Linked DNA regions of Homo sapiens: region 1 is linked to region 2. The links are chromatin contacts, found by Hi-C in ENCODE. All regions are on one chromosome and are shown on one strand. The core of a region is the stretch at or near the end of the contact, and the rest is flanking DNA. Distances in the headings are between cores, read along the strand shown.

The links. A loop is a pair of places that touch in the nucleus more often than their neighbours do. Pooled maps may share reads with other maps.
Region 1: a map of naive thymus-derived CD4-positive, alpha-beta T cell shows a loop between it and region 2 (28-fold over the local background). The contact joins the enhancer-like site here to the promoter of DGKQ in region 2. A Hi-C loop is called at or near these places in 1 of 168 maps with a recorded cell type or tissue (naive thymus-derived CD4-positive, alpha-beta T cell), 2 of 37 single-sample maps with no recorded cell type and 8 of 50 pooled maps.

The regions. Positions count from the first base shown.
Region 1 is chr4:1,577,376-1,581,318 of GRCh38, forward strand. It overlaps a transcript of FAM53A not described here. Among named protein-coding and RNA genes, the nearest start is that of FAM53A, 100 kb to the right of the region's middle. RefSeq lists enhancers at 1-632, 633-1,505 and silencers at 1,887-2,166, 2,964-3,023, 3,204-3,413, 3,787-3,943, 3,830-3,943. Within about 2 kb of position 1,981, at least 31 of the 41 ENCODE cell types and tissues checked have a DNase peak (open chromatin) inside an H3K27ac peak, as active enhancers do.
Region 2 is chr4:970,857-975,299 of GRCh38, forward strand. DGKQ (diacylglycerol kinase theta) reads right to left here and starts at 2,713. Exons shown (of 23, transcript NM_001347.4): 1 at 2,356-2,713; 2 at 137-216. The coding sequence starts at 2,626. RefSeq lists an enhancer at 1,217-1,857 and silencers at 2,092-2,541, 2,642-2,981.

The DNA of each region.
Region 1 (3,943 bases), core at 731-3,230, 610 kb after region 2:
CCGCCAGCAGACGGAGCCTGGACGCCAGCAGCTCCCGTGGCCACAGGGTGCGGGGTGGTAGGGGGGCTACTGCCTGCTGGTCTCACCTCGTGGACTGCTGGCCAGAGTGGCCCCAGCAGCAGCGGTGAGGTACCCAGCACCTCCTCAAAGGCCTTTATGTAAATCAAGTCCTAATTAGGCCATCCGGCGTTTGTGTAGAATATCATTTTTTTAATTACCAGCCCTGGGCAGGTTCCCCGGCTGCCTGTTGTGCGCCAATTACCATAAATCCCCCGGTAACAATTAACAATGTTGGAGCGAGCTGCATGTATTTCCAATGTTATAATTATGCGCGGCGCTCTTGTTAATTGGCCTATCTGACTCTGTACTTTTTATGCCGCTCATCTGCTCATTACCGCGGCCATTTAATTCAATTAGCACCTTAATTAGAGGGACAGCCTTGTCCAATGTCGGGGCCTTGTCAGGGAGCCGCCTGATGAGCAGAGACAAACACAGGCTCTGCCGGGACCAGGCAGCCGCAGGGCTGCGGGTCGGGGGCTGCAGGTGAGGGGCTGCGGGGGTGCAGGTGGGGGGCTGTGGGGGTGCTGCCCGGGGATGCTCTGGGGGTTCTCCCCATGCCCTTGACCTGGCTGCCCTTGCAGGCCGGGGTGAGCAGCCACAGCACGATTCCTGCCTGCGATTCCTGCCTGCCCTGAGCGCCTTCCCCTGCCACGACCTTCAGGCGCCTGGGAAGGTCTGCAGTCCTGGCTGTCAACACCCCCAGGCCCCCCCCAAGCCTGGACACGGCCCCCAGACCGGCACGATGTCCAGGCTAGGTTTTGTTTTGTGCCAGTCTATTGAAATCGCTATTCCCTGCCTATTAATTCTCCTAATTAGAATTAAATGAAGCATGCTAAATTGCTAGATTAACCAATAATTAAGCAGCCACTGCACTAAAACTGAACACCCCGGGTGGCCTGCACCCCGTCTGCGTGCAAGTGCCAGGGGCGGGCGTGCCAGGCAGGAGGGGCCGACCAGCCTTGGGGACAGCGGTGCGTGCGCTAGTGCCCGCACCCGGTGTGTAGAAGGGCGCGAGCGTTGGCGTGAGAGCCGGTGTGGCCTGGAAGCTCTGCAGGAACGTGTGGGGGTAGGAGGTGAGGGGACCCTCAGTTACGGGGAGAGGGCATCACACGGGCCTTGCTGGGGGCAGAAGATTTGTCGTGAGCGCGACAGACCCACTAGACTCTGCAGGTCCCCATGGGAAGCGCCCTGCCCTCCACGCCCACCTACGAGGTCGCGACCCCCCTACCCCGAACCGCCCTCTGCAGACAACGAGGCTCGGAGGAGGCAAGCAGCGAACCAAAGCTCCCACCGTCACCAGGGAAGGGAGGGGAGGGCAGGGCAGGGAAGGGGCGGAGGAGGGGAGAGAAGAGGGGGAGAGGAGAGAAGAGGGGGAGGGGAGAGAAGAGGGGGAGGGGAGAGAAGAGGGGGAGGGGAGAGAAGAGGGGGAGGGGAGAGAAGAGGGGGAGGGGAGAGAAGAGGGGGAGGGGAGAGAAGAGGGGGAGGGGAGAGAAGAGGGGGAGGAGAGGGGTCGCCTCTCGAGGCAGAGCAGGCGGGAAAGGGCGCGGCCCGGCTGCGACACCCCTAGGCCCCCCACCCCCGCAGGCGCAGAGCCGGGGCGCTCCCCCCATTGCACCGCCCGCCCTCCAGGCCGGAATCGAGGTCCCCTTCCCAGCGCTGCTGGACGCCCCTCCCGAGCGCTCCCGAATCCGACCAGCCCGGAGGCGGCTGCGCCTCCAGGGGCTCCCGTCAGGCCCCTGCCCCCCCTGCCCTCCCTGCCCTGGCGCGCCCCCGCCCCTAGCCGCCATCCCCGCCCGAGGGTCCCAGCCAGAGCCCCGGCCCCCGGCCCCGCCCGCGCCTGCTGGGCGCCCCCTGGTGGCCTCGGCTGGGCCCTGCCGCTGCGCCCACGGCCCTCGTGGGAGGCCCCTCCCTACCCCGGCCGCCCTCGGGCCCCCACGGTCTACTACCCCATGGGGACCGGCATGTCAAGCCCCTGCGTGGGCGCCTGCGCCACCCCCCCGCCCTCCGCACTCGCCCCCTTGTCCCAGCCCCGCGTCCTGGGGAGGAGGCTTGGGCCGCAGCCCAGCACCCAGAAGTGCAACGCGCACGGGTGGGGCCAGGCTCGAGTCAGCCGGTGACGCAGCCTCTGTGTGACCAGGGCGGATGGCCCGACCTCTCTGAGCCCCCGTTTCCCCGCCTGTAAAAGGGGGTGGGGCTGCCTCCCAGCGCCGCTGCGAGGCGTGAGTGAGTTACGACTCAGAACGCCCAGGTCCGAGGTGAGCACACGCGACACCCGCGAGCCACGGCCACGCGTGTCCCCAGGGCGCCTCCCGCCACGGGCTGGCCAGGAGTGTCCGCGCTGTGGGGATACGAAGGGGCGCGGCCCCAGCGCTGCGGGGCCCGCAGGGAGGGCGCAGGGGCCGAGCATCCGCCCCGGGGCATCCACCCATCAGGCCTCGCCGTAAACTTCCTCCTAACAGCCGCTCCTGCAGCCGGAAGATATTGACTCGAAGGAGAAACAATGGCAGGAATAAAATAAAAATAAAAAAGTTAATTATCCTTTGTGTTTGTAATTTAATTAAAGATGCAGTAAAGTTTTACTGTTTTTCCAGGTGATGATGTTTAGAGCCCCGAGAAGCTATTTGTGCTGGTGAGATTAAAGTGCATTTTAAAATGTTCCTCCAGTACTTTCACATTTGTTGATAGATTTTTAAATTAAACTTTAAATTGTAATCTAAATTACCTCCAACAATTCATGGTCCCTGTAATGAACTCCCACCGTTCCCGCTGTCATCCGTCGATGATGGAGTGCGAGCCGGGAGCTGCAGCCCCGCGGCCGCCGAACCAACCGCGGAGGCCAGGCAGCCTCGCCCCAGGGACCCCGCCCACGGCGCCCTACACCGGCGGCCAGTCAGGGAGGCCAACGCCGCGAGACGGAAGCAGCCATACCCCGCGGGCCACCAGTGTGGCCAGAAAAGATCTGCAGGGATGTGAGGGCAGCTCAGAGCTGAGATCTAAGGCTGGGGCAGAACCGGACGGCGCAACAAGCTAGGGAGAAAGCATCCCCGGCGCGGGGTGCACGGAGCCCCAGACCCCACCCGCCTCCCGCCCGGACCCCGCCTCCACTCAGGGAGCCGGGCCCCACCTCCCGCCCTAGGCCCCGCCTCCTACCTCGGGCCCCACCTCCCGCCTAGGCCCTGCCTCCTGCCCAGGCCCTGCCCCCAACTCAGGGCCCCGCCTCCCGCCCAGGCCACGCCTCCCACTGAGGACCCTGCCTCCCGCTCAGGGACCCGCCTCCTGCCCGAGCCCTCCCTCCCTCCCAGGTCCTGCCTCCCGTCCAGGTCCCCGCCTCCCACTCAAGGCCCCGCCTCCCACCCAGGCCCCGCCTCCCACTCAAGGCCCCGCCTCCCACCCAGGTCCCCCCCTCTAACCTGGGCCACGGCTCCCACTCAGGGCCCCGCCTCCCACCCAGGCACCGCCTCTCACCCAGGCCCCGCCTCCACTCAGGGCCCCGCCTCCCACCCAGGCCCCCCCTCTAACCTGGGCCACGGCTCCCACTCAGGGCCCCGCCTCCCACCCAGGCACCGCCTCTCACCCAGGCCCCGCCTCCACTCAGGGCCCCGCCTCCCACCCAGGCCCCCCCTCTAACCTGGGCCACGGCTCCCACTCAGGGCCCCGCCTCCCACCCAGGCACCGCCTCTCACCCAGGCCCCGCCTCCACTCAGGGCCCCGCCTCCCACCCAGGCCCCCCCTCTAACCTGGGCCACGGCTCCCACTCAGGGCCCCGCCTCCCACCCAGGCACCGCCTCTCACCCAGGTCCCGCCTCCACTCAGGGCCCCGCTTCCCACTCAGAGCCCCACCTCTGCTCAGGGCCCCGCCTGCGGCCCAGGCCCCGCCCCTCAC
Region 2 (4,443 bases), core at 1,463-3,962:
CGAGCAGTATCTGCCCTTTGCCTTTCAACTGCAGGTATCACTAACGTCTGACATGAAGGTTTTCAGTGCCTCGACCCTACGAGAGCTGACACATCCCCCAGCCTCTTGCAGGTGCAACACCCAGCCCCACACTCACCCGGACCAGGCTGGGTGCCACACTCGTGCACGGGATCCTCACGTGCTTCAGGCACTTCTCATGAGACATGAAATTGCAGACTGTGGGAATGAGCACTGTGTGAGTTGGCCCCTGTCCTACCCAATGGCTGTCCTACCCAGGAAGTTAGAGGCCCCAGGGCAATGACTGCCATACCCACCATGCTGCACCAGGGGCCCTGTGGTCCTCGAGTTCCCCCACCACCCTGCCCACTCATTGGAGAGAGCCTGCAGCCCAGGAGCCCAGGAGCAAGAACCTGGGTGGTCCTGACCATCCTGGAGGACAATGAGTGTATCCTCTCATCCAGAGAGCAGTCCCTCCCCTTCGCACGTAGGCCCAGCACTCCTCCTGCCTCTGCAGTTGGGCCTCTCAAGGGGCAGCCCTGGGCTCACCAGGTTCGCCAGGTGGCAGGGGCTTCTCGGCCTTCGGCAGATTGGCTTTACCAAGGACATCTGTGTCTCACTCCCCCGAAACTACGCATACCCCTAATTGTCCCTGCTACGTGCTGTGCACCGTGCCTGAGACCGAGAGCCACCCAAGGCAGGTGAGGGCTCTGGGAGGCAGGAGCCGCTGGGGAGTGGACAGCCCCAAGCCTCCCAAGGAGCTCTGGCTGTGTGCATAGGACCCAGGGAGCACCTGAGCCGGCGGGGTGCTCAGGAGGGCATAAGAGGAGCAAGCGCCACACCCCAGCAGTAAAACAGACAGGAGGGTGGGGCCGGGGCAGAAGGGAGGGCAGGAACCCTGGGCTGGGGCAAAGGCTGCGGGGGCTGGGAGTGGGCAGGGCACCCAGTGACACAACTGCCAAGACAGCCCCGGGTGAAGGTTGTGCCACGGAGCCCCAGGCAGTCCAGCTGGGACAGGGAGCTCTTCCAGAAGGCCCCGCTGGTGCCGCCCTTCACCTGCTGCAGCCCTAGCCACCCCAGTCTCCAGATGGGACCGGGAGAAGCTTCTCCTGGCAGCTTAAGAGAAAAGCTCTGGAAGCAGGCCAGGGTCCACCGAGAGAAGGGGGGACAGGCAGCACCCAGGTCCCTCCTCTGCCATGGAGACAGGGCCTGCTCACCCCACGCCCCACGCTTGGGTCTCCTGGCGGGGAGGGTGCCCTCCTTCCCATACCGCTGCTGGCCCCTCTTCCACGGGTGCTGCCCAGGAGGGCCCTTTTGCCCCCTCCGAAGGGGGAGGGGACCCGGAGTCTGGCCTCAAGTCGGGAGCTGCCTCAGCCACACATGCACACTCCCCACCTCTGGGGAAGCCCCTGGCATCCCCAGGCAGCAGGCATGGCTGTGCCATGCTCTGACGTGACAAAGAAGCTGGCGGGCCAGGCCACCTTGTGCAGCCCTGGGGGTCAGAACAACCATGCCGTTTCCACCACAGACGACATCCCCGTGTGAGGGGACAGTCTCCTCTGCGGACCCTGACCTGAGTGGACCCCTATCCCCAGAGAAAGGCCTGAGGCTAAGGATAGCCCCTCCCACCTCAGCGTCCCTGGCCAGGACACAGTAAGTGTCAAACGTCCAGAACTCCGGTCCTGTCCCTCGCTCCCTCCAGAGGCTGGGCTGTGGTCCCCCTGTCCCTCGCTCCCTCCAGAGGCTGGGCTGTGGTCCCCCTGTCCCTCGCTCCCTCCAGAGGCTGGGCTGTAGTCCCCGGGGCCCGCCTGCTTGCCGCGGGGGAAGATGAGAGCCAGCCCTGGGAGCACCCGGGCCCAGAACAGGGAAGGGCTGTCCTCACCCCAGCAAGAGCTGGGCAGCTGGGTGGAGCAGGGCTGGGACACGCGCACCGGGACGGCAGGGCCCGGCCTGGCTCTCCAGGAGGCTGGGACTCTGGGCCACAGCATGAGAAGGGCTAGGGCCAGGGGCCCAGGCCAGCCCTGCTTAGCCACACCTGCTGCCCCAGCCACTGGGAGAGGAAGCCGGCCATGGGGACCCCAGCTGAGGTCCCGCTCGCATCAGGCACAGCCCCTGGGTCGCAGCCATCGCGCGGCACTATGGAGATGCTGTCCGCACCTCCCAGGTGAGGAAGCCCGCAGCCTGGAGCGGCCCCACGGCGCACAGGCCCCGGCCGCCCCACGAAGGCACGTCCCGCGAGCAGGGCTGGGACCCCGCCCTCCACTCCCCCGAAAGCGCCGGTGCCACCTCCGCTCAGGCTCCCGCCCACGGGGCAGAGGCAGGGCTGCAGCCGGGTAGGCATCGGGCCCGGGCGCTCACCGTCGCACAGGAAGCCGGCCAGCCCCCAGATGAAGTCGGAGCAGAGGTGGCAGAAGGTGGGCTTGGTGAGCGTCACCTTCCGGAAGCTGTGTCCCGGCGCGGCAGCGGGGCCCGGGGCTCTGACGCCCGCCCGCTCGGGTCCCGGCCCCGGCCCCGGCCCCGGGCGCGCGCGGCCTCCTGAGCCCAGCACGGGGCTGCAGGCCGGGCTGCCGGGGCGCGGGGAGCCGCCGCCCAGCCAGGCGCGGGCCCCGGGCTCGGCCGCCGCCGCCATTCCCGGCCCGAGCGGCCCGAGCCCCTTTAGGTCCGCGCCGGGGGTACAGGAGCCGCCGCTCCACGGCCCGGTACACTGCTTCCGACTGCGCCTGCCCCACTGCGCAGGCGCGGGCCGCGGGGCGGGGCGGGGCGCTGCTGGTGGGCGGATCTGGGGGCTGGCGGGGCGGGGCCTGCTAAGGGTCGCAGCCGTGCCCCGTCGATGAGCGGGGCTGGGGGCGGGCCCTGTGATCGGGCGGGGCGGGGCCTGCTAAGGGGCGGGGCCTGTGCGCGGAGGCCGCTCGCGAACCAGCCGTGGGGAACTGGTCCACGTGGGCTCGGTTTGACCGCAGCCGGGCCAGACTTCTCCGGACGCCGCACGCGCGGCGTTGTACCTGCGGGGTCCCGGCCCGCGGCTGCGCAGACAGGCGCCTCCCACGCGAGACGCGGATGCTGTCCGAGGCCCCCGGCCGCGCAGGACGCCCCCGGCGAGGGGCAGCGCTGCGGGCCTCCCACAGTGGGTCCCGGAAAGCGGGGTTTGCGGTGCTTGGGCGGCTCCGTCCGTGGGGTCTTCGCACGCGCAGACTTGGCCCTGCCCGAGGCCCAGGACCCCCGGCGCCCGACCGCTGTCCTCACTGCAACGGGGGACCCGCCTGCGGCCCGGGGCTGTCCGCTCGCGACCCCCACCCGGGCCTCACGCCGAGCGCCCAGCTCTCCTGCCTCGTGCGCGCCACGGGTCTTGTTCAGGTGGCGCTGGTGTCCTTTGAGAGCCGCGTCCACGCGGGTCACCCCTCCCCGCCGCTGGCAGCAGTCTGGGTCCTTGCCCCCGTGGGCCTAACTGTGGATAGGAGTCTGCGAAGCGGGGGACCCCACCCCGGGCCACCGAGCGGGGACCTGCAGAGGGCAGGGCTCCAGGGCCATCGCAGCAGGCGGTCTCAGGGGGCAGGAAGAGCAGGGAAGGGCCTGTGGGGAGACGCCTGAAAGGGGCTGGGGGCTGTGGACTCTGGAGGGAAGGAGCCGGGAGACCTGTCCTAGGGGCTGTGCTGGTGAGGGCACCCAGACCACAGGGGATTCCAGGAATGGAGGGTGAGCCGGGGACCCAGTCTGAGGAGGGAGGAGCAGGCCCCTGAGATGGTGAGGGGGGAGACGCAGTCCTCAACCAGGGAGGATTCTGTTTGTCCAGAAGCTGCTGGTTGAGCTGCTGGGGTAGGACCCTGGGTGGACCCCAGGGTAAAGGGAATGCAGCCAAAGCTTCAGGGAACCTTCACCCTCCAGGAGCTGCGCTCTGGGACAGACAGCACCCTGAAGAATGAGGGCTGCCTGGGGGCAGCAGGAAGGCGTCCAGGCGGAAAGCCGGAGCAGAGGCCCTGTGGCAGGGTGCTCCGCAGAAATCCTTTCCTGATGCCCACCTATGCTGGGAGGCCCGGAGTCACCACCCCTGCATTCCCTGTCTCCTGTGCCAGACCCCACCCCGAGCCTGCCCTCAGCCAGGCCCCAAGACCCCCTGTGCCTGGGCCCTGGGAGAGCTAGGACCCAGCCTTGTGGCCCATGAGGAGGAGGTGGCTCACTGAGCCCGTGGTGCTCATGGCAGTGAACCACGGTGCAAACTGCAGCTGGCTTCTGAGGAAAAACTGTTTAAGGACATACCTTTCTCCATTTAGGAGACAGTGGAGAGCATCAAAAACATCTTAAAAAGGAAAACCCTCATCTACCATTTCTGCCAGAACTTTCTGCTTTCTGACGCACACGTTAATTAAAATGGCGGGCAAAGCATCCTTCCAGCAAACACTCCACGGACTTCCTAGAACGTCCTCCAAAGCCACCAGCAGCTTCTCGCTG